3 separate regions of the Homo sapiens genome follow, and regions 1 and 2 are each linked to region 3. Evidence: read pairs that join two places in POLR2A ChIA-PET (ENCODE). Cell type or tissue: CD4-positive, alpha-beta T cell. All regions are shown on one strand. Each heading gives the region's core, and the rest is flanking DNA. Links, peaks and the distances in the headings are about the cores only.

Region 1 (10,287 bases), core at 2,196-7,195, 160 kb after region 3:
TTTATGTCTCATGTCAGATCCCTCCTTCTTCGTGAAGCTTTCCCTAACAATGCCAGCTTACAGTGAACTCTCCTTTTTCTGCCTTTTCCTTTTGTACTTATCATGTAAATTTAATACTTCGTTATAAACTGCTTTGTATTTTACTTTTCTGAATTTGATGGACTTCTTACACATAGATTTATGACTCTCCAATTAAATTTTTAATATTCACTTTTGGGGACACTCAGTTTTACCTTTTGTTGTTGACCCACAAACAACAAAGAACTAAGCATTTAATATGTGCTTTTCTTAACTAATTCAGCCAACAAAATATATATGGAACACCAGCTGTGTGCATTGTGGTAGCTAGGCACTTTATTGGGCACCTAGGATGCATATTTGATTAAGTCATGGGACCTTGCGTCACAGATCTCTTTCAGTTTATTGGACAAGAGAGAAGAGGATTAATTGCTCATCACCATTCCTTTCTCACCTGGCACAATCTCAGTAAATGTTTTCAAATTTCAGTTTTTTTCAAGGGGTCTGATTCTTGGAAGAAAGGACTTTTTCGTCTCTTTCAGTAGTTGATTAGGAATCTGAAATTTGGTGTGTGTTTTATATTTTTTTTTTATTTTTCTATAGTATGCCTTCATTTGCTCTTTAAAAATGTATGTATGTAACTTTTCTGAAGGCAAGAACTAGGAGGCTTTTTCTGTGTTACCAAGTTGTGCTTGTCTTCTGACACATCGTGCAGTGGTTGTTGCTAATGGGGCTTCTGTTACTAAACACACCCTTGTATTCCATCAGAAGCGGTAATGTTTTTGGGGGTTGTAAAAGTAGACTCTTAACATTCTTGGATAGTATATTAGAGCTTTCTGAATATAGAAATGCTTAACAGACTCCTGGCTTTCTCCCATAGAACATTTCAATTGAGAGCCCCTGTTACTTGTGTATGTTCTTATACCCTTAAATTGACTCACTGTTTTAAGTTTGAAGTTTATCTTTCATTTGATGAACTTTTAAAGAAACTTTTTGTCAACTCATGAGATAGGTGATACATAAACAACTATAAAGAGAACCGCAAAGCTGAGTGGAAATGTGGTTTCCCTGCTGTCATCATCTAGATACAGTTATTTCTACCTCCCATTTCCCACCCCACTCTAACCTTATAGTAGAAATTCTTAACCTAGCAGAATTGCAAACTCTTATGTATTCAGTCCACAAATGCATGCCAATGGCCTGTTGAAAGACTCTTCTACTTTTACCTGCTGTGTGCTTTTGAATAGCCTTGGGTGCTTTGGAGCCTTAATTTCTCGATAAAATTTAAAATTGACTTGTAAAAACTAAATATAGTATAAGAGGAATGGTTTCAGGGAATCAGTCAGGACAAAAACAAAACATTTTAATGAATGAATGAAATCCAGTTGCTGTCAGTTTGTAAATGATCATCTTCCTTCCTTTCCTCGTAGGATTTTTAGACTCTGAGGAGCAGTTGGAGCTAATCCACATTATGGAAATGGAAACCACCGAACCTGAGCCAGACTGTGTAGTGCAGCCTCCCTCTCCTCCTGATGACTTTTCATGCCAAATGAGACTCTCTGAGAAGATCACTCCATTGAAGACTTGTTTTAAGAAAAAGGATCAGAAAAGATTGGGAACTGGAACCCTGAGGTCTTTGAGGCCAATATTAAACACTCTTCTAGAATCTGGCTCACTTGATGGGGTTTTTAGATCTAGGAACCAGAGTACAGATGAGAACAGCTTACATGAACCTATGATGAAGAAAGCCATGGAAATCAATTCATCATGCCCACCAGCAGAAAATAATATGTCTGTTCTGATTCCTGATAGGACAAATGTTGGGGACCAGATACCGGAAGCCCATCCTTCCACTGAAGCTCCAGAACGAGTGGTTCCAATCCAAGATCACAGCTTTCCATCAGAAACCCTCAGTGGGACGGTGGCAGATTCCACACCAGCTCACTTCCAGACTGATCTTTTGCACCCAGTTTCAAGTGATGTTCCTACTAGTCCTGACTGCTTAGACAAAGTCATAGATTATGTTCCAGGCATTTTCCAAGAAAACAGTTTTACAATCCAATACATTCTGGACACCAGTGATAAGCTGAGTACTGAGCTCTTTCAGGACAAAAGTGAAGAGGCTTCCCTTGACCTCGTGTTTGAGCTGGTGAACCAGTTGCAGTACCACACTCACCAAGAGAACGGAATTGAAATTTGCATGGACTTTCTGCAAGGCACTTGTATTTATGGCAGGGATTGTTTGAAGCACCACACTGTCTTGCCATATCATTGGCAGATCAAAAGGACAACTACTCAAAAGTGGCAGAGTGTATTCAATGATTCTCAGGAGCACTTGGAAAGATTTTACTGTAACCCAGAAAATGATAGAATGAGAATGAAGTATGGGTATGTATTTATAACAACTTGTAGAACTGTTGTTAAATGCTATAGAGAAGGTAAAGAAGCTAAAAGCTTAGTAGGGTGGTTTCTTTCAGTAGTAACAGGTTTTCTTTTTTTCCACTATTATTCTTTTGACTGTGCTGTCCTGATTTTTCATGGTGGGTGAATGCAGGCTATTAACTCAACCGGACAATGAAAGTTTTACGATTTGAACAATTCATATGTCAGTTCAACGTGCGTGTGACTGAGAAGTTGCACATACATTAAATATTGTGAATCAAATACTGTTTTAATCACCCAAGGAAAGCTGGCTTTTGAAAGAAAGTCTGGCGAATCTTACTATAACATAAATAATGAATCTCCTAATTTATCTAATTTTAAAGCTCTGCACATTGAGCAGCTGTTATTTTTTAAAGAAAAATAGTATTGTCGAGAGATGTTTGTGACCCTCTTCATTTTGAATGGTATAAACATCTTTTCTGTGAATGATTCAGAAGTTCCTCCCATACTTCTGGATCTTTTATTAGTTTCCTTGGAACTTTTCACCATTAAGTTTATATTATAGATAAAATAAATTTTTCCAGAATTTAGGGTATTTTTTTTTTAACCTGGAAGAGTCCTTTAACAATCAGTGAAGGGATGAATTTATGGTAAGGTATGTTTAATACTCAAACAATTATCCTTGAGTTTTGGTACACAAGATGTGTGTATACACATAACTCAGTTCTTTTAGTATGGATGTCTAAGCAGCATTCACTGGCAGGCAACTGGTATTTCCACATCTGAATTCTTCTTTAAACTTTAAAATGAAGAAAATGATAGTTGCCTCATGTAAAGTTGCTAGTGCAAAAATGGCTATATAATAAGCATTAATGTTTACATCTGTAAGTTATTTCTCCTGTAGCATAGAAGGAGCTAAAGTGTGTGGTGTTAATAGCTATTTGTGTATGACCAAGAGTAAGGATTAAAATTAAAAGGGAGAGAAGAACACTTCTGTCCATGCTCCCTGATTGGGGAGGCCATGAAGGCAACCTAACAGCTTCATACTAATGAATGGCCTGGTATAGTACTGAGATGACCCATATTGGAGGGGAAAATACACTGAATATACCATCCCAGAAGTCCAAGAGAAAACAATTCCTTGAGTCATCTTTGTTCACAGATATGTTGATTTACACTACCTATGTGTCTAGAGAGTCAGCAAATGGTTGCAGTAAACCATTTCCAAGTTGTCTGATTCTGGTAGTCTTCATGTCAACCTTCTGAATTCTGACTGGTGCCCACAGAGCTTGTTCGCATTACAGAAACATGGTTTTTTTTGTTTGTTTGTTTTTTGTTTTTTCATTTATCTCGTTCCCATTCAGTAATGGGTAAATGGTTGTCTTTTAATAATTTTAATATTTCAGTTATATAGTACATAAATCCATGTGTCTTTTTAGCAACTTAATTATCATGAGACTAGAACTTTGCATCTTGTGTTTCAAAAGGGAAGTGCTGAACAAGAAGAGAAACAGTATAAAGCCCAAATTCAAAAGTATTACATAGAAGACCCTATGAGATAAAAGTAAGGTCATATCAAGAGTGTAGTTTTCCTGACTATAAATGTATTATCTTGATAATATATTACACTCAAGATTCCACCTTGCTTCAGTAGTGAAAATCTTATAATACAGCTAAGTACTTTTAACTTATTTTTTTAAGCCGGCATTGGAAGAGAAAAATGTTTTTCCATTTTATCTTAAAAATCTTTTTAATAAGGTATTTTCCAAAATCTCTGTTGCCCATGAGCTAGCAATTCTAATTGCTATGTCAAGGGTAATTAATTTTATATACTCTCAAAGCCACTCTAATCCTTCTATCTCCAGATTGCAAAACTTTGCAGAACAGCGGCTCCCACTTCACCTTCATGAAGCAAATTTCCAGTCTGCTGAGTACTTCAGCATCTTGGTACATTAAGTTTCTATCTGTTTGAATTGATCAGGAAGAAACTAGCAGGATTATTGGCCAACACATGACAGTCTGTTACCATGAGAACAAGGCAAGATAATCATTTTGATCCCAGAAAATCCAGGAATTCTTAGGTCAGGAGCATATGGCTGTTTTTTATCCTTTGGTAAGATTGTTTTGCTTAAGAATAGACATAGATATAGGCCCATAAGCCTGCATTGTTGTATTATGAGGTAGTTGCAGTGGGTGCTTGATTTCCAAATCAGTTTTAATGAAGTAAACTAATGTTTATCTGACACTTGGGAGAAGAAAAGTGTGAGTGAAGTATTATAATTACCATTGCTCCTACTACATTGTTAGTGGTAATAAGTGGTCCTGTCCTAGGAAAATAGCAAAAAGTATTAACTGTTAAATTACTAGTAAAGTGAAGTTCTCTGAAGATTACAGGAAGAAATGTTGTAATATAGTAGATAGCTAAGTGTCAAAAATTAGGCTTTTGGGAAGTTGACTTGTGGTCATTGCAACCTGGTTTTCCTTGTATTCCAAAGCGATGTTGTGTTTCCTGGCAACAAGATGCAGATAACGGCATGTTGAGCCTTGCTGAGAGATTCACAAACAAGCTGGAGCAGCCCAGGTTCACATGGTTACCACATTATTTGGCTAAAGCTATTAATCTCTGTGGTCAGGCCTGTAAAGCTGGTCTATCTGTGCAGATTGCGCATAACCAGGAAGTGTGTGTTCAGCTGTGTATATGTCGAAGTTGGAACCAGCAGTCTTTGGATTCAGAAATAATGAATGGCAGTTGTTTATCCCACTGTTTTCAGTAGTTTATATGGCTTGGTAAATCATTATCATATTCTGTATCCATAACATCTTCATTGTGTGATATACTTGGGGAAAGTTCATAGTTCTGGGTCTCTAGCAGAGATGAAAGTTCATAGTTTCAAACTGTACAGATAAAATCTTTTATTTAGCTTTGCAAATGTATTGGATTTAATACCTAAATCTAAATTATATGTATAGTGTTCATTTTGTTCTCAGGAATGAAATTGGAAAGGAAGTTGAACTAGATAAATTCACAGGACCTTTCCAACTTTTTAGTCAAGATGCTTAGATACTAAAAGCACATTAAAAAAGGATTTCAATAATACATGCTTATTTGTTCCTTGTAATGAAATTATGATGTAATCCCACTTTGCTTTCTCATTTTGCTTTTGTACATCTACAAACGTTCATTGCCAACATCAACTGCATACTAGTGTGTATGTACTTCCCAGATATAGATGCTGAGGCTTCTTTTTTGCACACGAGATGAGCCTTGGAGAATTTCCAAATTCCAAATATACAGTTGAGAAACAACATTGAGTGTTGTGTTTTCGATTAAGAAAACAGAGTCTGGAACAGTGTAGGCACTCATCCTTAGTAGACGATGACATTGGATGGCAGAATTAAGCAGTTTTAAAAGAGCCTTGCACACTGTGGAGTACTGTTGTGGATAATTGAAATTATGGAGGTTGTGCAAATCTCTCTTTAGCAAACAAGATCACCACTAGTTTCATATTACATTCATTTTAAATTGAGCCAGAACAATTTTCTATTTATTTCCACCTGTCAAGAAGGGACACACTGCAAACCTTATTTTGGAGGCTACCTGCAGGTGCACATGTGACCAATGATTATTTCTAATTCTGAATTTATTGAAAGAGAGTGGAGGTGAAGAGGAAGAGGAAAGTTGCAAACCCTGAATCCATTATTAATTTTTTTCAGAGGACAGGGTTTTTTTCTTTTGGGATTAATGCTCACTGATAAAAGAGGGAGCTTTAGTTGCTTTAAGGCTTAAGGCTAGAGTGTTGTCATAGTTTTAGTTGCTGAGTGATTTTGATTGCTAATTGCCCTTAGAAGTCTATTTTTAAACTCTGTCCAAGGGACAATACCATTAGATGACTTCACAGAAACTCTATATAAAAGAGAAATGTATATTAATGATCATAAAAAGCATATACTGTTACAGTCCCTATATGACTTGCATAGTGAATTAGCTAAACTAGAGCAAGCTCCTGACTGAACTCTACTGGAGTAGTTAAATTAGCCAAGTTAGCTCTGGCGTGCACAGCTGTGATGATGTATGAACTAACTCATTATGTGTTATTGATAACACTGGAGAGAGGAGAACAGCTGAAACTTACTATGCCTTGTGACTTTTTGGTAGTTCTTGAATATACACAGCTGGATGAGTTTAAATTTATTTTAAAAATTTCTGCCTAAGAGAAAGACAGCTCCATAAGCAAGAACTGTGTTTGAAGTGACTTTCAAAATGTGTGCCTTGTGCTTTAGGATAAAGCAATCCAATGAATTATTTTTTGTACTTCTTTATGCTACTATTTACATATGAAATAAAACTAATTGGCTTCTGTCTATACTAACCCAGAGAAGTTACTGGATCTGTGTAGAGCTGTCATGGCAATCAATAGCAATCATTTATTTATTCCCTTTTTGGTTTTTCATCAATAAGCAGATTAGACTTTTTGAAGCAGCTGCCACCTGGCTTCAGGTTGGGGTCATTCTTTTCCTGATGTATTTATGGTAATGAAAATGAACCTTGTCAAAATGATTTATAACTTTTAAATCAGACAGTTGGAGGAAATAGCTTGTAAGGTTATGTGGCATTCCCTAAAAATAATTGCATGATACATTATATATTTTATCATTGAGTTGAATCCAAAGCTCTTACTTTTTATTGTAAGTAAGAAAAAAAAGGAATACAAGTTGAATATCCCTTATCCAAAATTCTTGGAGACCAGAAGTGTTTCAGATTTTGGATTTTGGAATATTTGCATAGTACCCCAGTTAAGCATCTGAAATCCGAAATGCTCCAGTGAGCATTTGGGTATCATCTTGGTGCTCAGAAAGTTTTGGGTTTGAAGCACTTCCGATTTTCAGATTTGGGGTGCTCAATTTATAGTAGTAACTCCATTCAGCATTTAAAATTTCATTCTGCACATAGTGGGCATGCAAAAAAAAAAATGCTGACTTTTGACTGATAACTCTGTTGTGTCCCTGTAAATCTATTTCCTATTATACTAGAATTATCCTATTATACTAGAATTTCTAGATCATAGATTTACAATCTACCATAAAGTAAAGATAAACTTCATAAGTTCTTCTGTGTATTTCTAATCATGGTCAGTGATCCTTAGTTTTATTCTGGGTTTGGGTGCTATTCCTAAAGGATAAAGCAGTATGTAGTCTATGCAAACCTTGACTACTCAAGGAATGCTACAAAAATACAGCCATTTGAGATTATGACTTTTTTCCCATGGTCTCTTTTATTTTTATCTCCTGATTTGAGACCACCAGATTCTGCATCCTTTGTCTGATGGTGATGATTCTGGATTGCATTTAAATTAGGACCTTAAGTCCTCTTAACCTTAGCCAACAACCTTTAATAATTATCAGTCTCCAATTTGTGAGTTGCAATTGTCTTTTTGTGGAAGGAAAACTTAGTACATGTGTATATCATTTTTTGCAAAGGAAAAAACATATTTCAAATTGCAAGATAATTATTTTGGCACAACTTGTATGGCTAGTTCAAATTGGACACTGTAAAAGTTTTGAAAGAAACTCACTTTGTAAAAGTAGGAGAGTTTCTCTTTTATAATAAGATTGGGGTCTTAAGGTAAAGTGAGTTCGAGAGATTTTGTATCTTTGAAAAAGACCACAGTGCTGAAGGTTAAGCCATTTTCCCTTTGATTCTGGGTTTGAAATAGGTGATAGCCTGAGATCTTGATTTTACCGCTACTTTGCAACACCTTAAACAGAAACTGTACAAGGAATAAAATACTTCTGAAGTTCACCATTTCTAGGAGCAAACAAGCCACATTTTAGATGTGAAGGAATTCCTTTTTTTTGAGACCAAGTTTCAGGCTGGAGTGCAGTGGCATAATCTCGGCTCCTGCAACCTCCGCCTCCTGGGTTCAAGCAATTCTCCTGCCTCAGCCTTCCTGAGTAGCTGAGATTACAGGCATGCGCCACCATGCCCAGCTAATTTTGTATTTTAGTAGAGACAGGGTTTCTCTATGTTGGTCAGGCTCGTCTCGAACTCCCGACCTCAGATGATCCACCTGCCTCGGCCTCACAAAGTGCTAGGATTACAGGCGTGAGCCACTGCGCCCAGTGATGTGAAGGAATTTCTTTAACAAAACTAAATAGGGCTTATTTTTATATTTATAGATTGTTTATGACAGTGCTTTCTAGGGACTGAGAATTATACCGTATACAGACTCACCCCAATTTAAAATTTCTTCCTTCAAACGTTAAACCTAATCCACCTCAATCCCTGACACAGTAACTGAAAGCTTCAAATTTTTGAGATTAATTCACTTGTTAATAGTGAATTTGAAATTACAAGTGGTAGGTTCTGAAATACATTTTGAAATTTTTGAAAATTAAGGATTTTATGTACAATAAATTCTGTTTGTAAAGATTTATATTCAGTCTGTGAAGAGGACAGTATTGCAGACTTGAGCTAAATATAATCAATTCTGTGATTAGGAACTCAAATTTTAGAAGTTGATGACGTTAGTAAACTTCTAATTGTCATTTGTGAAACTTCCAATTTTCCTTGCTGACTTAGCTAGTTACTGTTACTAAGGCAAGCATTGAAGAGAGTTAACTAAGCATTCCTATTTGCCGTTTCCACACAACAAAATGTGTCTGTCTCCTGGATCTTTCTCTGCTCTATGCTGTTTACTTACTGGTAACACCCACTTGACAAGTAAAGAACCTTTGCATGGTCATCACAATGAAAGGATAAGTTCTTACAAGAGTGAGAATGCTAGAGCAACTATTCCTTTTCACCTTCTACAGAAACCAGTGACTTTCGAGTATGTGTACCACAAAAAGTTGTGTAAGGAGTGTATTGAGAATCTCCCATGACTAAGTTGTCTGAGGAAGAGTTCAGTAAATTTGTATTCTTCATGCAAATTGAAGTCCTCTGTTTTGGTGCTATTGCCTCTGAGTATAAGGAAGGATTTGTGAGTAATCTTATGTTGAAACATAGTACTTCTGGTAATGATTAGAAAATATGTTTAGACCACACTTACAAGAATTTCTCTTTATTACATTAGCTTTTCTTTTTGAATTAATTGAAGAATTCTTAAATTGTCCCACTTATACGACATAGCCAAAGAGTTTGGATGATCATCTTTGGTCTAAATTTTCACTAGCACTTGAACAGTCAGTGAAGAATGGCAAGGGTGAGGACCAAAGGGTGAACTTTGCTTGCAGTAGTGCATGTGCTTTCAGAATCTTGCATGCACCCTGTGATCTTCACAGTTCCTGCAGCTGATCAAGGTGTAGAGAGGGCAAATGGCACAAAATACTCTAAATAATTTCCTGCTGTGGTTGGTCTTTGGTTTCTGAGTGTCACCTGGCTTAGCTCTTTCATTACCAGGCATTTAGAGAGTAAAAATTAGCACAGGATAAACACTGGGTTTGCCTTCTAAGGTTTAATTACTCATCCTAATAAAAGAAAGACATCCTTGAATCTGTGCAGAGTATGTGAAACAGAGTCAGGGTAAAGTATGTGAAACAGAAGGAACTTTGCTTGCTTGCTTTCTGACATTTGGATTATCCAAATGCTGGCAGACATCAGAAGCATTATGTAAAGTGTTCTACAAATTTGTTACTCAGAAATAATTTCGACTCTCTTAACTAATTGATAAAATTGAATCTATCATAGAAACTTGGCTTTGTAGAATCCAACTCCCTCAGAAAAAGTTACCAATTTAAGACGATGTTTGAAAGGTTTTGTTATAGCTTATAAAACCTAGACAATAAAAAGACTCTCTGTCTTTTCTCTAGGAAGTCTTTTTCTCTAGCAATTTGTTTAAAGAACTATCAGAGTGATGAATTCTCTATATATAGGTTGCTTGTATGCAT
Region 2 (10,287 bases), core at 2,355-7,354, 140 kb after region 3:
GTAATTAAAATGAGATTCAAACCCAGGCGGTTTGATTCCATAGCCTTTTCTAGTCTCTGGATTCCCTGTTTGTTTTTATTATCTATTCTTTTTTTTTTTTTTTTTTGAGACGGAGTCTCGCTCTGTCGCCCAGGCTGGAGTGCAGTGGCGCGATCTTGGCTCACTGCAAGCTCCGCCTCCCGGGTTCACGCCATTCTCCTGCCTCAGCCTCCTGAGTAGCTGGGACTACAGGCGCCCGCCACCACGCCCGGCTAATTTTTTTTTTTTTTTTTTTTTTTTTGCATTTTTAGTAGAGATGGGGTTTCACCATGTTAGCCAGGATGGTCTCAATTTCGTGACCTCGTGATCCACCCGCCTCGGCCTCCCAAAGTGCTGGGATTACAGGTGTGAGCCAGGGCGCCTGGCTTATCTATTCTTTCTTTAGATTTTCTATTGCGTTGTCTTATCTCCTTATGATCTGCTTCCTTCCCACCCTCCCACCCCTAACTTTTATTAAGATAAACTTGAAAGTGGCAGAAAAGCTGCAAGAATAATACAATGGGCTACCTATATAACCTTTTTCTAGATTCACACACATAACTATGCATATATGCATATACACATACATACACAAAGGCAGTTACCCAATGACATGATTCAAATTTCGGTGACTATGCCTACTAAATGTAATTACACAAAGTACAAACTTCACTGCAAGAACTTCAGTCTGCCAACCATTATGTAATTAACAAATGTGCATCATCATCAATGACAGTGACCAATCATTCACTGCTTTGAAAATCTGTCAGCAATTGATCACTGCACATCTGTTTTTCAGTTCATGCACAGACAGCAAGGCGTGAAATTGTGTTACTTCCTTGTCTCCCAGTGATAAACTCACAAAATATTTTACAAAAATAGATATTAAAGGCCGGGCACGGTGGCTCATGCCTGTACTCCCAGCACTTTGGGAGGCCGAGGCAGGTGGATCACGAGGTCAGGAGTTCAAGACCAGCCTGGCCAACATGGTGAAACCCTGTCTCTACTAAAATTACAAAAATAAAATTAGCTGGGCATGGTGGCTCCTGCCTGTAATCCCAGCTACTCAGGAAGCTGAGGCAGGAGAATTGCTTGAACCGGGACCTGGGAAGCAGAGGTAGCAGTGAGCAAGATTGCACCACTGCACTCCAGCCTGGGCTACAGAGCAAGACTCTGTCTCAAAAAAACAAAACAAAACAAAACAAAACAGATATTAGAAAGAGGAAATTGGCCAAGAAAAATGAAAGTGAAGGAAAAACATGAAAAGTAGTAACACTGGATGTGAAATTCAGATCAAACATAGAGTTACAGAAACGATAGTTGGCTATGGCAATATTGACACTGTGATCATTAGAAAGACTCTAGGTATGCAGTCAGGGGAACTTAGTAAAGGTGGAATTATTGACATTAATGAAGAAAGTGGCTGTGACAAAAAAGGATGAAGATGTCCCAGAGGAAGTGACATTGCCAAAAAACTTCACAAAAAAGTAGGTAGATTGATACAATTAGAAAATCTCTTTAGAAACATTTCACAACACTGAAAATGCAAAGGATAAAATAATGTAAGCTAATCTAAACTTAGAAAGGAATATGATGATTTGTGAAAGTGGAGAAAAGATGCTTCATCCATAAGATAAGTTATATAATCAGAAGAAGCAACACTGTTCAAATTATTCTTGGTAAGCTTTTTATTGTTGATGTTGTTTGTTTGATTGTTTGTTTGTTTTTGAGATGGGGTCTTGCTCTGTCACGCAGGCCGGAATGCAGTGGCATGATCATGGCTCACTGCAACCTCTGCCTCCTGGGTGCAAGCCATACTCCCACCTCAGTTTCCTGAGTAGCTGGGACTACAGGCACACACCACCATGCCTGGCTAATTTTTGTATTATTTTTGGAGACACAGTATTTCATCAGGTTGCCCAGGTTGGTCTCAAACTCCTGAGCTCAAGCAAACTGCCCATCTTGGCCTCCCAAAGTGCTGGGATTACAGGTGTGAGCCAGCATGCCTGGCCTTTGGTAAGTTTTAACAAAGAAATAAAACACTTTAATCCTCAATATTTCTAATGTTTTAAATTACAGTGCACTAAATACAAATTAGTTTTGTGTTTTTTTTTTTTTTTTTTTTACAATTTTCTGCATTTATGACTGACCGTAAGAGTGTTCTTAATGTTTTGGTAAACATTTTTAAAGGTGACAGAACAACTGTGATTTTCCCCATTGATTAAGATCACTTTGTAGTTTCAGCTTGCATGGTCATTTTTATAATCTTGTACTACCATATCTTTTTACAGTCCTGCAAAGTGAAGACTGCATGCATATGTATAGATATAGATATTACAGAGCCATTTGAAAGTCCTCTACATATAAAAGGATGTTTCATTTCCTACACATTTCAACATGTATCTCTTTTAAGAACAATGATATTCTCCTACATGATCACAATATCTCTCTTATCACACTCAAGAAATTTAACATTGATACCACAATATATCTAATATTCAGTACATCTGCAAATTTATTCAATTGCCTAAATAACATCCTTTATAGCATTTTAAAATATCCTGTATCTATATTAGGTTTAGGCATAGCTTTTACTTTCCTTTCATCTAGAATAGTTCCATTGCCTTTTTTTCCCCTCTCATGACATTGATAGTTTTTAAAGAGTTCTGTAGAATGTCTTACTATTTGGATTTGTCTAATGCTTAGGTTTAGATTAAATATTTTGGCAACAACACTACATAGATGATGGTTTGTCCTCCCTTATTCATTAATATCAGAAGGCTCGTAATGTTCATTAGTACCATCAGTATTCATTTTTAAGTTTGATCATTTGGTTAATGTGATATGTGTTGGATTTCTCTATTGTCAGATTATCTCTTTGTGTTATTAATGAGTAATGTATAAGGAGATACTTGGAAACTATGACTATTTTCCAACCTCTCACCTATTGGCATTAGTATACATTGATAATCCTTTCATTGTCAATGAAGAGCCATCCCTGGCTCTTCAGTTTACCTCGTATACCATTATTATTACTTTTGTGATTCAAAATGGTGATTTTCCAATTCTATCAATCTGTCCACATTTATTAGCTAGCATTCTTCTATAAAGAAAAGCTTTCCCTCTTTTTTTGTATCCCCTCCCTCTCCCTTTTTTTTTTGTTTTGTTTTTGAGAAAGAGTCAGGAGTGCAGTGGCTGCGATCTCAGCTCACTGCAACCTCTGCCCCCAGGGTTCAAGCGATTCTCCTGTCTCAGCCTCCCAAGTGGCTGGAATTACAGGTGCACACCACTATGCCTACCTGATTTTTGTGTTTTAATAGAGACAGGGTTTCACCATATTGGCCAGGCTGGTCTCAACTCCCAGCCTCAAGTGATCCACCCACCTTGGCTTCCCAAAGTGCTGGGATTACAGGCATGAGCCACCATGCCAGGCCCCCCAACTTTTTTTGAGTATTTTTATAGACTCATGGATTTTCTTTTTATTCACTATTTTTTAATGAATTACCATCATTATTCTTTTTATCATTCAAATTGCCCTATTTTGGCCTGTAGGAGGACCTTCAATTTGCTTTCTTTGTCCTTTGACTTGTCCCACCAGTTTGTGAATGCTTTCTTGGTTATTTTTTATGAATGCTAGATATTGCATTTGGATCATTGTAAAAATAGTTTTAGACCAAGAAGAATGTTATCTTTCTTCAAGGAATTTTTATAGGTGCTTCTGGTAAGAGATTAAGGCCAGTAGCAATCCTACATCACCTTAATTCAATCCAGTTGGAAGGCCTCAGAGAATATGAAGTGGGTGGTTCAACCCTCCAGGAGGGTTGGCCTATTTCTATGTTACCCTTACTCTCATGTAGTCCTTTGGGTCCCAACCCAAAACCTGACATCACTTCCCTTTACCTTCCTTGAACTTCAGTTTTATCTCCCTATCCTTGTTAGTCTGTTAAAATTTCTATTAAGCTTCTCAGACTCCTCTTCGGAAAAGTGGTTCTAAATGCTCTACTCACCTCTCCGAGTTTCTTTCTCCCAGATATTATCCCAGATGTTGTCATGTTAACTCTCAGAGTAATTTTCAAAATATTTTGTCCAACTTTTGTGGTTTTACTTGGTAAGAGTGTTAGCCGAATTGCCTAATTCATTACTGGAAGTGAAAGTTCCCCTCATTACAGCTTTACTTTTAAAAATTAAAATATAATCATGTCATTTTCCTAATTAAAGCACTTCAATGACATCCATTTTTCTTCAGAATTCTTACTTAGGAGGCCTGAAGGTCTACATTCCCAAGTAATCTCCAGCCACTCTCCTTCTCACTTTCTATTTTGCAGACACAGTGGCTCTCTTTGGCATGCCACAACTTCACAATTCTGGCTTTGCACTTAACATTCTGTCCCCTGACCACCATTAGCTGCTCCCACCCATATCCTTTTGACCTAGTTCATGCTTACTCCATCATCAGAGCCAACCAAATGTTTCTTCACCAGGAAAGACTTCTTCCAAAGCACTTATTAAAGTTTACGGTTGTAAGTTGATTTGAGTGGTTATTTGAGTTAATACGTCTTCTTCCATATGCAACACGAAGGCAGAGATCATGTCCGTTTTTTTCACTACTTGCGTGCCCAGCAACTACTTGTAGCAGACATTCAACAAAATAGAAGAATAAATAAAAATCATGTCAACCAACAAGTTCTTTTCTGGGTCACTTATCTGTGTAACCATACTATTTATTTTCACCAACTCCCTGTACCTAGGGTTCTGTCAATGCAGCTAACATTTCCTGCCTTTCAACTTGAGGTCTGATAAAAAGTTTTGGTTTCCATTTCTCTAATGCTGACATTTATTTCATTTCAATAGAGAGTTATTTTTAACCAAAGTAACATTGTTTTTTGGTGACTTTGCAAAACTTTCAAACCAAGAGGTTATCTTTGTTTCAATGTAAACACACTGATAATTGAAAAAAAGCCATTCAGAGCCTTGATGTCTAATTTAGCTAACTCTTCAGAAAGTGAAAAATAAAAACCAAAGAGTCTCAGGCAGGTGATGAAGTAAAAATAATGCATACACTAAATAATGCTGCAAGTGTTTTATTTGGCTTAGTATAGATTTCCCTGGTACCATAAATTTCCATCTGTTTTGCATTTGAAAATAAATGACAGCTGCTTCTTTAAAGTCTGTAGGCAAGAAGAATAATAGGAATGCTAATTGATACTATAAGTTTTTGTTTTAAGGCCAAATTTAGGCTTACATTACTAGAAGCTTGCATGAGCCTGTATCGATTTTTTATTTTCATATGCTTGGCCTGACTATTTTTTCTTTCTTTAGTCACATAACATACAAATATCAACTGTTTGATTTCTTTAGCCTCAAAGTCATTTCTTAGTCAGCTTCCCAGAATGGGGTCATGAGGTCACAATTGGGTAATGGGAACTTTAAATTCGCTCATGTTTATAGGGATTACAGCTTCCTTCTGCTAGAGAAATGTGATATGAGTGGACACACTACTGGGCAACACTTCACTCCCAGACTTTGTGAAAATAAATCTCCCTCCTCTGCAAATGCAGAATATGGCCCACTGCTCCTCTTTTAAAAAACACACTTTTAAGACCTCCTAATTAACCTACATGTAAAATGGATGAATGAACATGTTTGCTATGTAAGTTTGACAGTGGGGACTTTCTTAGGTATGGTAGCAAGTGGCTCCAGCGTCTCCCCTAAACTTTAGATTTAATTATGCAATATCCTACTAACTTTCTCACTTAAATATCTAATATGTGTCAATCTTAACAAGTCCAAAACTACATTATCGTTTCTCCCTGTTCCCCAAAACATGTTCTTCCTACAATCTTCACCATCTAAGTGAAGGACAGATCCATTCTTCTAGTTGCTCAAGCCAAAAACTGAGGACTTATTTCTGGCTCTTCAGTTTCCCTCATACACCAAATCCACTCAGCTTTACCCTCAGCATGTGTCCAGAATCTAACCACCTCTCTCCATTATCATGATCCAGGCCACCATCATCTCTTGCTTGGTCTATTAACTAATCTTCCTGTGTTCACTCTTTCCATCCTCTCCACACAACACCAGAGTGATCCTTTTAAAAAGTAAATTATATAGATTTCTGTCTCAGGGTAAAATCCAAAGTCCTTACTATGGGCCAAGCCTAAAAGATTTTATGAAATCTGGCCTCTGGTCATCCCTTTGACCTCATCAACAGTACTCTTGTTCATTCCACTCCCATCAGACTGGCTTCTGTGATTTCCCTCTAACATGCCAAGCTTGTCCCTACACATGCTATTCCATCTACCTGGAATGCTCTTTCCCTAATAGCTGTGTGACTTATGCCTTCGTTTTCCTCAGGCTACTGCTTAAATGTTTTCTTTTTGGGGAGGCCTTCTAGTAACAGCACATCATATTTTTTAAAAACACTTCATTTCCTTTTCCACAGCACTCTCTAACACCTTATGTAGAGTGACCACACATCTTGGTTTTTCCATGACAGTCCTGATTTCAGCTGTACTATATTGACATAATTGTGAATAATTATTCTCAAAGTGTCCTTTTTTGATAAAGTATGTGGTTGTCCTACCCTTACCATGTCTTATTTTATTTTTACAGCTTTCATCGCCACCTGATACCACCTGTCTTCCTCTTATTAGAATGTTAAGAGTTGACCATTTATTTTATTCTCTACTGTATTCCTAGCACTTAGAAGTACCTAGAACACAAATGCTCAAGAGTATGTGTTGAATGAATAAGTGAAGTCATTGATTACCTGATGTATGTCCAGTGCTCTACTGGGAACCAAAGAGGAGAAGACAAATACAACACAGTCCCTATTCAATGCATAAGGCCCATGAAATTTAAATATATATATTTATATATAATAAATATATATATTTATTTATATATAATAAATATATATATTTATTTATATAATAAATAACTATATTTATTAGTTATATAAATAAATATATTTATTATACAATATATATTATTTATATATATTTATTTAAAGTGGCTCAAGTGATTCTCATGTGCAGGCCAGTTTAAAAACCCAGGAGCTATCTGCCTAATGGAGGAGTCAGAGATGAAAGGCAGGTGAGCATCAGAATGATCTCTCTTTAGTGAATGGCTAGGATGTCCAGTCTGCCAAAATCACCATATTGAATTTGGACATCAACATGAAAACGTATGCTGTGTACAAGAGACTGCACAGTGAGGCTGCCAAGGGATATTAATGAATTCAGTTCCTAAATTCTATTACTGTGCTGGGGAAAACAAAAACAAAAACCAAAAAAAAAAAAACAAAAACCTTCTTTACTATAAAAACAGAGTGTTGGCTTTTCAGTGCCTGAATAGCAAAAGTGGGAACTCTTCATGGCCCAGAATGTCTTTGACAGTATAAGAAGTGGGGAGAAGAAAGCTTTCCCACAGAGAACTGTGTCTGGGGCTGGATTAAAATGAGCACTCAGTCACAATTTATTTGTTGTAGGAAAGGGATTTGTAACCAAACCCATGCACATAAACTCTAATTATTTCCTCAGGATAAATTCATACAAGTAGAAGTGCTGTTAACTCACATGATCTCTGCACACGATTATCAAGATCTTTTAGTTGGGAATTCACTTGTTTTTTTGAGTAGAGGTTTTAAATTTTTTTTCTATTGGATTTTAGATGTACCCCAAGTAAAAAACAGCTGAGTCTCTTAACATTCTAAAGAATAATACTTCTAGCTACTTTAAGAAATCTGCTGATGGTAATCCTCTTCTCTGACAATATAGTTAGGCTTAATTCATCATCTCTATGCAACTGTTCCTCAGGGACATGGTTCCAGGAACCCCCAAGATACCAAAATCCGTGGATGCTCAAGTCCCCCATAGAAAATGGCATAGTATTTGCATACTATGCACATCCTTCTATCTACTTCAAGTAATCTCTAGGTTACCTATACTACTTAATAAAATGCTATGTAAATAGTTATTATATTGTACTTTTATTTGCATTAATTTTTTATTGTTTTCTTTCCTAAATATTTTTGATCTATGGTTGGACGAATCTGTGGATGTGGAGTGTGCAGATGCTGAGGGCTGACTGTATTTGGCCTTGCATGTAAATCTCTATTATGGCACTTACCATGCTAGTGTGTTTGTTTTCCTACTTGGCCACACCCGTAAGCCACCTCCTCCCCACCCCCAAGTGTTTTAAAAGACTATGAGCTCTTAAAGCAGTAGTGCCTAGAGAATTTCTGCAAAGTGCAGATTCTCCTGACCTGTTCTCTGAGATTCAGGAGGACTACGGTGGGACTGGGGCATCTGCAGCAGGCTTTCCCAAGTGATTCTGGGTGGTCAGTACACAGACTTCCCTACAAGAAACTAACAAGTGGAGACTGTCTTAGTCACCATTGCATAACTACCGCTAGATAAATGTGTGTTGAATCAATTGATTGAATGATCAGGAAAACATCTGGGGATTTCTCTGAGGAAATCATCACATACAGACCTAAAGCCAGTTAGATCAGACAGTACTTTCAGTATGTGCTGTAAGAATTACTCAACAGGTCCAAAACTGAAGGGGATTCAAGAGAATACTTGACTGTTAGGGATCTTGAGAAAACAAAACAGTCAAGCAGATGATTAGGCAATTTACAAATGCAAATCTTAGATAATCAGAATAGTTTGTGATCTTGCTTAAGCATTTTAGAACTTGTCCTATTCACACTTTTATCTGTTTCATTTTCTACTAGGCCTTTTAACCCTCACCTTTCCTAAACAGAAGCACTCTGGTGCCTTGTCAGAGGCAGAGAAAAAAGTGAGTTTCAAGAGGGAGGAAACTATAACTGAGAGATATTTTTAAAACTTGGAAATGGTCTGCAAGCTGCATGTTCCATCACCTTATGAAAATATGAATTTTAAGTTTACATTTATCAAAGCATGTTCATGACAGGCTCTAAACCAACCTACCTTTGAGGTTACCTTTAATTCATTAATTCACGTTTGTTAACTTCCCTACCTTGTTGCTTGACATATTCCCTAGGAGCATTTTCTAATCTTCTCTCGCCAACATCATATTTGAAGTAAATAAATTACACCCAAATCTTATCTTGTTCTAGAATCCCACGAGTGCAGAACTCCTTCTCAGGGAAATAGGAAATCTTCCTTTGGGTAAGTTCCAGGAGTTGGTTCATTATAACAACATCAAGACAGTATTTTTAATAATAAATTTTATAGGTTTAAAAACAGCAGTACTTCAGTTGCCTAGAGAATAATAGTTTCATTTTATTTATTTATTTATTTATTTATTTACTTATTTATTTAGACAGGGTCTTGCTCTGCTGCCCAGGCTGGATTGCAGTAATGAGACTGCTTATTTATTTATTTATTTATTGAGGCAAGGTCTTGCTCTGTTGCCCAGGCTAGATTGCAGTAATGTGGCCATGGCTCACCGCCACCTCCTTGGCTCATGTGATCCTCCTGCCTCAATTGCCTAGTAGCTGGGACTGTAGGTGCATGCCACCCTGCCTGGCAAATTTCTTTTTAAAAATTTTTGGTAGCCAGGCGCGGTGGCTCACGTCTGTAATCCCAGCACCCTGGGAGGCTGAGGTGGGCGGATCACGGGGTCAGGAGATCAAGACCATCCTGGCTAACACGGTGAAACCCCATCTCTACTAAAAAATACAAAAAATTCACTGGGTGTGGTGGCAGGCACCTGTAGTCCCAGATACTCAGGAGGCTGAGGCAGGAGAATGGCGTGACCCCGGGAGGCAGAGCTTGCAGTGAGCAGAGATCATGCCACTGCACTCCAGCCTGGGCAACAGAGCAAGACTCCGTCCCTGCAAAAAAAAAAAATTTGGTACAGATGGGGTCCCACTGTTTTCCAGGCTGGTCATAAACTCCTAGCCTCAAGCAATCCTCCTTCCTTGGCCTCCCAAAGCACTGGGATTATAGGTGTGAGCCACTGCATCCAGCCTCTTTCACTTTAGATATATGAGATTCATGCACATACGCAATTTTGAGTTAAAGAATAAATTACTCTTACATATACACTCATAGAAAATGTTATAGCTTGGACTTAGCTCTCTTAGATAAGGAGTTGTCAGTCTGCCATTTATGCAAGTTGGCTGTATTTCCCATATACAGCATGGGGAATACTGTCTTTTAGTACAGCAAAGCTACTAAAGCCTTTGTTTTCAAATCTCAGGTTTTTCATTCTGCTCTGAGTCATGTTATTCACAGTTTCCTTATGTGGTAACCAAAAATGATTATCTTTCCACAA
Region 3 (10,287 bases), core at 2,876-7,875:
TTCACAAAGACAATCCTTGAGAAGTACGGAGTGGCCTCAGCAATGACTGCATCCATGGACTTGTACATTGTCATGACTTTCCATCTTCTCTATTTCTCTCTACATGTGGGTGTCATTTTCTTCTACTATAAATGAGGCCAGGAGCAGGAAAACTGGTGGTTGCAGGCTTGCATTTCTAAAGGCATGTAACCTAAGATAAAAGCAATCTTTTCTTTACCAACTTCAGTCCAGAGATGACTGGACAAGCTTAGGTCATGTGCCACCCTGTGAGACCAATGACAGTGGCCAAAAGGGTAAGGTACTGTGATCAGCTCAGGTTGTGCACCATCTTGTCATGGCATTTTCCATTAGAAGGCAGTAAAGACATAGCTTGTAAGGAAATCATTGACAGGAGTGGAACCCCAACAAAAAAACACTTCCCATGTTACTAGGTAATGATTTGTGAATACATCTAGGACACAAACTGAAACCTGCTCATCTGACTCATCACAGAGCCTGATGAGTACGTAAGAGGTACATAAGTCTTTGTTAAATTAATTTGATGAGCCATAACAAAATCAATAAAGTCTGATCAAGAGACCAGGTGTATAGCTTCTAAATAGAAATAAATAGTGCAATAAAATTTATTGGCAGCTCCTCCCTGTTGATGGCAAAATGCTTTCTAGAAAAATTATAGGCCAGGTGTGGTGGCTCATATCTGTAATCCTAGCACTTTGGGAGGTGGAGGTGGGCAGATCGCTTGAGCCCAGGAGTTTGAGACCAGCCTGGGCAAAATGACGAAACCCCATCTCTACAAAAATACAAAAAATTAGCCAGGTATCATGCTCACCTGTAGTCCCAAATACTCAGGAGGCTGAGGTGGGAGGATCACCTGAGCCTGGGAGGTCAAGGCTGCAGTGAGCTGAGGTCATGCCACTTCCCTCCAGCCTGAGCAATACAATGAGACCCTGTCTCGAAAAAATATTACAAAATTATGTACCCCTCTGTCAAAGAAAAATAAGAAGCATGCACACCTCGATGAATCAAAGTTGGGAGAGAGGGGTGGTCCAAGTACATCAAGTGTTCATATTAAGAAACTAAGCATATTGTACATTATGGTAAAATTTCAGAAGGCAAGTTTTCGGCTCTAGCATTTTACCTAGAGATCTCAACCTCATTAGTGACTTTGTTTTTGTTTTGAGTCAAAGACTTTGAAGTTTAAGTAAAATAGTCAACGATCTTGGTTGTTAAATTATTCTAGACAGTGTTCAGAACTGAAATGTGACTGATTCTGTCCATGGCTCCAGTTTCAGCCTGAGTTCAATCCAAGATTAACTAACAACTAATTAGGGATCTGGGGCAAGTCTCACAGACTATTCTTACCCCAATATCAATACCTATGAAATAGGGACATATAAAATCATCATAGCATTGGGAGAGGGCAAAGAAATAGGCTTTAGGAAAATTTAGAGTTTTGTAACATACATAAAACTAATAGCCAACTAATCTGTAGAGCAAAGCTCATTCAATTGTCCCTTTGACAAATATTTAATGAGTATACCCAGACTTTGTGCTGGGTGCTGAGGACACAGGGATGAATGGGACAGTCTCAACCCTCAAGGAGTAGCTCCGGGACTTGTAATAGGGACAGACATATGAAGGGGTGAATTATGAAATAATATGGAAGCCACAAGCCCTGTGGAGTCCCACAGGACTGCTGGCAGAGTCACACTGCATTGGGGAGGAGGTGTCATGATCAATCTGAAAAACGGGAAGAGATTTATTTTGACTCCACGGAACTCTGGTTTCTCTGCCTCCTCCCTGACCACCATATTGGTTGAGCCCCTCCTCCTTGCCAGCCATAAGTGTCAGAACTGGAGATGCTGACATGAACAACAAGCCATCCCTGGCTTCTATCTGCTAGGTTTAGAAAAACCAACATGTAATCAAATCATTGCAGTGCAGTGGGGTGATAGAATAGGGTTGGATGAGGAGATTTCACCTTTTGATTCATAGATTACTGTCCAGTCAGCAAGCAGGGTTTATTACTGCCACAACCACACCCACCTCCAACCTTCCTACAAAACACACTTGTTTGCTTCCATATTTAATTAACATTTTAATTAAGCCTCATCTCCTATCTCTGCTAACATTTTCTCATTTGTAAAGCAGTTAAAGCTGTTTATTTCCAACACACTTTTGTTTCCTTTGGTATGAGGAAAGCAGTATAAAAACTATGCATCTACTTTTTAAAAACCCTAATCTGCTTGTATTTCCATAGGTTAAAGCAACAATGAGATTTATGGTGTTGAACATGGATTGGGACTCAATAAATAATTGCTTTTTTCTTTTTAATTTTTTTTTTACTTTTGGAAGTCTGTCTCTGAAAATGGTGTGTATGTGTGTGTCACACACATACACATATACACACACACATAAATAGAACTTGTAACCCAATCCTAAGAAAGAGAATGCACTGCATACAAGATTTCAAAAACGGAAAAGTTACAAAAGATTGATTGATAAACCAACCACTCTTTACATGCATGGTATATACTGAAACTCAGAAATTCTAATACTAATAAGAAGCAATTGTTCAAAAAGCAGTTGGCTATTAGTTTTCAATCTTTGTTAGTCGGTTTGAATAACATTCAGAGATATTGGTCCTCTGAAAGATGTTATGAAACTTTAGTGAGGATTGGTGATGTTTTTCCCACTGAGGACACCAAAAGTAAGTTCAGGGACTCTCTGACATAGACAGCACTCTGGCCCAGGAAGTCTGCCCCGGCCCCAAGGCAGTGTCCATTGTTCACAATGCCCACCTCATCACCACTGGCACCAAATGTCATCTCTGGAGAGATGCTCCAGGCCACTCTTCTTTTTGAAGAAGCTGAGGCTTCTCAGAGCTAAGGCTGGGAAAACTTTAGCCATCTCCTCAAGCAGGCTACCAGGTTAGGAGCCAGCCCATAAGCCTTTGAGATTTAGGAGACAAAACTGGGGCGGCTTGCCCTTCTCCTTTTCTCATCGGCAAAATAACTCAAAAAAATCACAATAAAACATAATGTGGTTACCCTTTTCTTTGGAAATATTGTCTTAGAATAATGAAAAAATGCTCAAAAAACAAAAGCCAGCAGCCTATTGAAATCATGTGGGTGCAGTGTCCATGGCCCACTGCCTGTTGCAGAGCATTCTGCGGTCTCTGGGAAGATAAAGATCTGCGATGGCTATTATGTATTATGTCACAATTACACGCAAGAGAGAAAGTCCACATTACCACACAGTGTGATGATTTTTAATTGTTTTCCCTAAAACAGACTAACACTCTTACAAATACTCTTTTCCCCTGGGTGTTGCTGCTTAAGTGCTCGCTTTATGTAGAAGAGTCTATTGTTCCCTTTCTCATAGTAAGAGCAGAGCCTTCTGGAAACTAAGGCATTGAGAAGTTCTAAAAGATTTTTATCTTTATATTTAGGAAATTAGGTTCATTTTGTAGTCTATAGATCAGGGTCAGTTTCTTCTCATTGGCTTTAAAGAATAGTTTCCTGTTTTGAGTTTCTTTACTTTTTTAAGTTTCAATAGTTATACAATAGGTAATAACATTTGCAAAGTCTTTATCTACTTTAAAATTTTAAAAACCAACTCAGTACCTATCAGTTATGCCATGTCTGCTTCTAGGAAGAAGCTGCAGAAGCTAACAACAAAGCCCCATTATAAAAAGAATAAGAGATTAGCAGTGAATTGAAAGCACGGGGGAGAAAAATAGTTAAACAAAAATGTAAAATAGTGGTTTTCTTTGAGCAGAAAGCTTGGCACCCAGCTTTCTTAATAAAAAGGAGACATAATAGATCTTGGTAAGTTGTAAATGTACTTTTTTTTTTGCTACATTCTAAAGTTGGGCTATCCCAATAAAAAACGTTACTTCTTCTATTGGACAGGCTAGGATTTAAGTGCTTGTATGTCACGGTCAGGGTTATAACAACTTCTGTGCAGGCTGATCAATTTGAATGGTGAATATTAGTCAAAATCAATCTGTTTTGAACCAATAAACAAGGAGCAAGATCGTGAGGAACATTTCTTTGCATGAAATCATCCCTGTCAGTGTGAAACATAAGGGTCAAAAAATTCAGAAAATCATTATGAGGTTCACATATTTTATTGAATTACCATTCTTTGACATCAGATCTTTACCAGACATTAACATTTCAATGTTATGCTTTTCCCCAGTGCTACCAGTGGTTGAAAGAAAGAATTGTAAGTGAAGAAGGGAGAAAACAGCAAAACAAGCTAAAAGACCTTTCCCCAATTGCGGAGCGTCTGGGATGCACACTACCTCAGCTAGCTGTTGGTAAGAAAATTACTAAGCTATGGGGTGGTAGAGGGACTTCTGCTGAGATCATAGTTTTCTATTGCTGACCACACCCTTACCATGATAAAATGTCTATTGCAGGGACAGATGATCTCTGAAGCATAAACTCCTGCTAAATATAAAGTGAGTTATTTGAGGTTCCCCAGAATTTTCTACATGATAGCAAATTTTTCTTACTTCTTTCTCCTTGCTCTTATAACATAGTTTAAATGAGAACATGTCAGTGATAACATACACTATCACAGATGTCAGGGGTGAACTGTGTAGTGACATCCATTTCTTCTGGCTCAAATTTCTGTCTGTTGAAAACTAAACCAGGGTTGGTGAGAAGATGAGATACAGGGCTGTGACAGGCCCAAGGCTACTGCCACATGAAAAGCTGATCCTAGAGAAATAGCTTCACCCTGAAAGTTCTTGAAGGCCATAAACGTTGTTCTTCTAATGCTGTGGAGTCCATGAAAGGTCATGATTGCTGGTAACAATTGAAAACCACACGCGGCTGGGCACGGTGGCTCATGCCTGTAATCCCAGCACTTTGGGAGGCCAAGGTGGGCGGATCATGAGGTCAGGAGATCGAGACCATCCTGGCTAACACAGTGAAACCCCGTCTCTACTAAAAACACCAAAAATTAGCCGGGCGTGGTGGTGGGTGCCTGTAGTCCCAGCTACTTGGGAGGCTGAGGCAGGAGAATGGCGTGAACCCGAGTGGCGGAGCTTGCAGTAAGCCCAGATTGCGTCACTGCACTCCAGCCTGCGTGACAGAGCAAGACTCCATCTCAAAAAAAAAAAAAAAAAAAAAAAAAAAAAAGAAAACCCCAAACCACATCCACTGTTTGAGAGAAAGATAATATGAACCACATTCAATCATGGGTGTCTCAGTCAACGACGGACAACATATATGTAGGTGATCCCATAAGATTATAATGGAGCTGAAAAATTGCTATTGCCTAGTGATGTTGTGGTTATCCTAAGGTCCGAGTGCAATGAATTACTTGTGTGTTTGTGGTGATGCTGGTATAATAAACAAGCCTACTGCACTGCCAGTAATATAAAAGTCTAGCACACACAATCATGTACAGTACATAATACTTGATAATGATAATAAATGACCATGTTACTGGTTTATGTATTTACTATACTATACTTTTCATCTTTACTTTAGAGTGTTACTCCTTCTTACTAGGAAAAAAAAAAAGTTAACTGTAAAACAGCCTTATGCAGGCCCTTCAGGAGGTATTCCCCAAAGAGGAATTATTATCACAGGAGATGACAGCTCCATGTGTTTTACTGCCCCTGAAGACTTCCCAGAGGAACAAGATGTGGAGGTGGAACATAGTGATGGTCCTGACCCTGTGTAGGCCAAGGCTAATGAGTGTGTCTGTGTCTTAGTTTTTAACAAAAAAAAAAAAGTTTAAAAAGCTAAAAAAACACTTTTTAAAAATAGAAAAAAAGCTTATAACAATATAAAGAAAATACTTTTGTACAGCTGTACAATGTGTTTGTGTTTTAAGCTATGTTATTACAAATAAGTTCAAAGGTTTTTTTGTTTGTTTGTTTTTTGTTTTGAGACGCAGTCTCGCTCTGTCGCCCAGGCTGGAGTGCAGTGGCGCGATCTCGGCTCACTGCAACCTCCGTCTCCCAGGTTCAAGCGATTCTCCTGCCTCAGCCTCCTGAGTAGCTGGGATTACAGGTGTGCACCACCAAGCCTGGCTAATTTTTGTATTTTTAGTAGCGAAGGGGTTTCACCATGTTGGTCAGGCTGGTCTCTAACTCCTGACCTCGTGATCCGCCTGCCTTGGCCGCCTAAAGTGCTGGGATTACAGGCATGAGCCACTGTGCCCAACCAAAAGCTTTTTTAAATTAAAAGTTTATAAAGTAAAAATGTTACAGTTAGCTAATGTTAATTTATTATTGAAGAAAGAAAAATCTTAAAAATAAATTTAGTGTAGCCTAAGTGCACAGTGTTTACAAAGTCTATGGTAGTGTACAAGAATGTCCCAGGCCTTCACATTCACTCACCACTCACTCACTGACTCACCCAAAGCACCTCCCAGTCCTGCAAGCTCCAGTCATGGTAAGTGCCCTACACAGGTATACCATTTTATACCATATTTTTACCATACCTTTTCTATGTTTAGATACACAACACCATGTGTTACAGCCGCCTATAGTATTCAGTACAGTAACATGCTGTACAGATTTGGAACCTAGGAGCAATAGGCTATCCCATATAGCCTAGATGTGCAGTAGGCTATACCAACTAGGTTTGCATAAGTACCCTATGATGTTCACACAATGAGGAAAACGCCTAACAATGCATTTCTCAGAACGTGTCCCTGTCGCTATGGGATGCATAACTGTATCTTATTTTAAATTTTCTAGTGACCACATTAAAACATTAAAGTGAAACATGTGAAATTAATTTTAATAATGGATTTTCTTTAACCCAATATAGCCAAAATATTATCATTCCAACATGTAATAAATATTAAAAATTGAGATATTTTACTTTGTTTTCTACAAATCTTCAAAATCCAGCATATATTTTACACCTAGAGCAAGCACATTCCAATTCAGGCTAGACACACGTTGCATGCTCAATAGCCACGTGCTGCCAAAGGCTACACACTGGGCAGAAAAGCCCTGAGACTTCTGGTTCCCTTACTAGGGGATATTTGTCAGGTTCTATAGTAAGCACCTCAGGCTCACTCTCACTGTCTTGTCTCCTTCATCACCATAACAATCCGCGGAGGTCTATACTATTACTAGTCATATCTTACCGATGCTAGTGGAGGATTTTCTATTACTATCTCCACTTATAAATGAAGAAATGAGATAAAAGAATTCATGTGGTAGCTATGAGAAAGGAATAAAATGGGTGCTGATTCTAGACAAAAAAAAAAAAATCCTAAAGATTAAGAAATAGCAGGAATTGGGACATATCAGAAACACTAACCCAATGAGATAAAAAGCTCAAGATAAGGTCTATGCAAATAAAATAATTTAATAGAATATTTGTTGGTAGCTTGACTCTTCAGAGGTTGGAAGGCAGAGAAATGTTAGTTGCAATTAGCAGTCATAGAAAGATAGAAATGGGAGGTGATTTTAGAGGGGGGAAAATGCCATGTACCGTAGTATATGTATGACTGGTGCTTTAATCCTTTCTTCAAAAAATAAAATAAAATCAAACAATGTATTTAATGTTATTACTTAGCAACTCTACAGCTTTAACAAGCACAGTAAAACATATTAGCTATTTGACCACAGGCAAGTTACTTAACCTGGTAACAATTTTCTCATCTGTAAAATGGGTATAATAATACATATCTTACAAACTAGTTGAGTAAAGGGAAATTATATATATAAAGCAAAAAGTAGGTGCTCAGTGAGTGCTAATAAAGATGATAATGTTCTTGCAGAGAGTAGACATGCAAAACTTGAAATTCTGTCTGCTCTTAGCCATGGCAAGCAATCAGAGTAATATGCAGAGAAACATATTCTGCACAATCATATATGGTTTTTAGATAGTAACATGAAGTATTAAACTTAGCCCTGAAAGACAGGAAAGAACACTCTCTTTCTACAGAGGAAATCTTTACAAGATTTAGACTCTTACTAGATATTAGATATACATGAAATGCCTTCTTTACAGGATCTGAGTTTAAATTAAAACATGCTTTTTTTCCCCTTTTCCTCCTGTCCTCTCAGATGTCTTTCTCACCTGTCACTTCTTTCTTTGTAAATAAATAATTTTGTTTATAGCCACAAAACTCTCAGAATCAAAAGGGAAATTATTTCCAGGCACGTTATCTTTGATCTGCTAGGAGAGTGTGGGAGAGGGATCCTCCGGCAGAAAGCAAACTACTTGAACCCAACTGTGTGCCTGCTCCCCAAGTCACACAGGTATACTGGAGCCAGCATTCATACTTTGTTCTTAGTGAACAGGCACTCTGGACATACTTGCTAGTGACACTTGGTTAGAGGTGCTAATTATCCAGAATCAGCTGCAGTTGCTACCATGGAAGTAACCAGCTCTGCCCAGTGGGTTCTCCTGTGCCCTACAGGCCCATTAGGGGAATCAGCTGTTGGTGACCTCGAGTAGTCAGGTAGTTTATGGGCAATAATTTACCTAGAACCTGCTTTGTCCTCAGAACTACCTTTAAGGCCAAAAATAGTTCTCAGTGCAAAGCAGCAAATAATGCAGTCAAAAAAAAAAAAAAGAGAGAGAAAGATTGGATTGGTACTTTTATACAGCACTATTTTGTATTTTGCCCATGTGGAAATTCAGTGATTACCATAAAAGGCCTGGACACGGTAACAGCTTAAGAGTATCAGTTGACAATATGGCTGTCCAAATGGGGGCAGAAGATGTGCTTGGGGACATCCATCAATCATCCATGCCTATGTTTATTCAACAAACATTTAATAAGTTCCTACTTTGTGCAAGACACTGGGCTGGTGGCTGAGCATCCAACTGCAAATAAGGCATACCTCACAGCCTGGTGGGCAAGTCAAGAAAATAAACAGATAATTTTAATACAGGTCATCATATTAAGAAGGGAACAGGGGATAAGGGAATTAGAGTAGGAGCTTGGAATTCAGGGAAGTACTTTAGGAGCAGGCAATACCTTTGGGGAATCTCAAATGACAGGCAAATATTAGTGAGGCAAAAAGAAAGGGGAAGGCAAAAGGACATTCCAGGCAAAAGGAACAGCTTGAGCAATGTGCCCCAGAATGAAGGGAGAGGAAGAGGAGAAAAGCAGCAAGATGCTTGGAGATGGAGAGGATTTAAAGACAGGTGAGTGCTCCTGAAGCACAAAGTTCAAGGTAGGGAGCCATGAAGCTGCAGAGGTAGGCTAGAAAATAAGGTTTGCCAAGGTAAGAATTAAGAACCTCATCTTACAGGACAATGAGTTATGTCAGGCACTAGCTAGGGAAGTGATATGATCAGATTTGTGTTTAGAGAGACTGCTGCTGGCTGGATGAGAGCTGTATGGGGGAAATATAAGGGGACAATTCAAGCAAGAGGTAGGAAAACCAGTTATCCAGGAGAGAGATGGTGAGGGCCTGAGTGAGGGCAGCAGTGACTGAGGAGGAGAAGACAGCTGAACCGGAGAAGACAGCTGAACCAAAGCAGTCATTGTCAAACTGAGCCCTGTATCCACACAATGGAATACTCTTTAGCAACAAAAAGAAATGGTATACGGGTACATAGTGCAACACGGAAAAACCTAGAAAACATATGCTAAGTGAAAACCAGACACAAACGACCACCTATTGTATGATTCCATTTAGATGAAATGTCCAGAAAAGACAAATCTGGAGACAAAAAGTAGATCAGTGGCTGCCTGGTACTTGAGGTAGGGATCTTATTAGGGTGATGGAAATGTTATAAAACTGCATTAAAAATGGTGAAGGTTGCACCTTAAAAATGATGGTTGGTAAATTTATAAAAATTATTTAATGTACACCTAAAATGGGTAAAATTTTTGATGTATAAATTTTACCTCAATAAAGTTGGTTAAAAAAAAAAAAAGAGCATGGTCCCAGATAGCAGCATCAGCATAAGCATTACCTAGGAGTGTGTTAAAAATGCACAGACTGCACCCCAGACCTGAATCAGAAACTCAGCGGGTGAGCCATAACAATGGGTGTTTCACAGGCCCTCTGGATGATTCTGATGCATACCAAAGTTTGAAAACCACTTGATTAGAGGAATATTTAGGAGGAATAATCAACTGGACTTAGCAGTTAAAAGGGAAAAGGGGGTCAGAACAGGACAGTTCTTAAAGAGTACTCCCAGGTTTCCAGATTGGGGAGCCACATTGCTGGTGATGCCCCCAAATGTGATTGGGAATGCAAGAAGGCCAGGCATTATAGCAAGAAGTTTGCGGTGCTGGTGGGGCATCTAGCAGGAAGGCCCAGCAGACACTGCATCTATG

Evidence for each region. Peaks named below come from ENCODE experiments on the same cell type or tissue, not always from the same donor. Only the 100,000 strongest peaks of a DNase experiment are listed, where the experiment ranks them.
Region 1: POLR2A ChIA-PET joins it to region 3 with 6 read pairs; 10 of 35 experiments call an interaction of 5 or more read pairs at or near these places.
Region 2: POLR2A ChIA-PET joins it to region 3 with 6 read pairs; 10 of 35 experiments call an interaction of 5 or more read pairs at or near these places.

The regions. Positions count from the first base shown.
Region 1 is chr3:156,676,209-156,686,495 of GRCh38, forward strand. TIPARP (TCDD inducible poly(ADP-ribose) polymerase) reads left to right here. Exons shown (of 6, transcript NM_015508.5): 2 at 1,449-2,406. The coding sequence starts at 1,490. Among named protein-coding and RNA genes, the nearest start is that of TIPARP-AS1, 5.6 kb to the left of the region's middle. In CD4-positive, alpha-beta T cell, for the core only: no CTCF peak of the experiment used is centred there; a DNase peak (open chromatin) is centred at 4,993.
Region 2 is chr3:156,660,073-156,670,359 of GRCh38, forward strand. No RefSeq gene overlaps it. Among named protein-coding and RNA genes, the nearest start is that of TIPARP, 9.4 kb to the right of the region's middle. RefSeq lists an enhancer at 1,404-1,453. In CD4-positive, alpha-beta T cell, for the core only: no CTCF peak of the experiment used is centred there; no DNase peak of the experiment used is centred there; H3K4me3 peaks cover 554 bases; H3K27ac peaks cover 1,378 bases.
Region 3 is chr3:156,519,624-156,529,910 of GRCh38, forward strand. KCNAB1 (potassium voltage-gated channel subfamily A regulatory beta subunit 1) reads left to right here. Exons shown (of 14, transcript NM_172160.3): 12 at 4,204-4,324. Among named protein-coding and RNA genes, the nearest start is that of SSR3, 30 kb to the right of the region's middle. In CD4-positive, alpha-beta T cell, for the core only: no CTCF peak of the experiment used is centred there; a DNase peak (open chromatin) is centred at 5,089.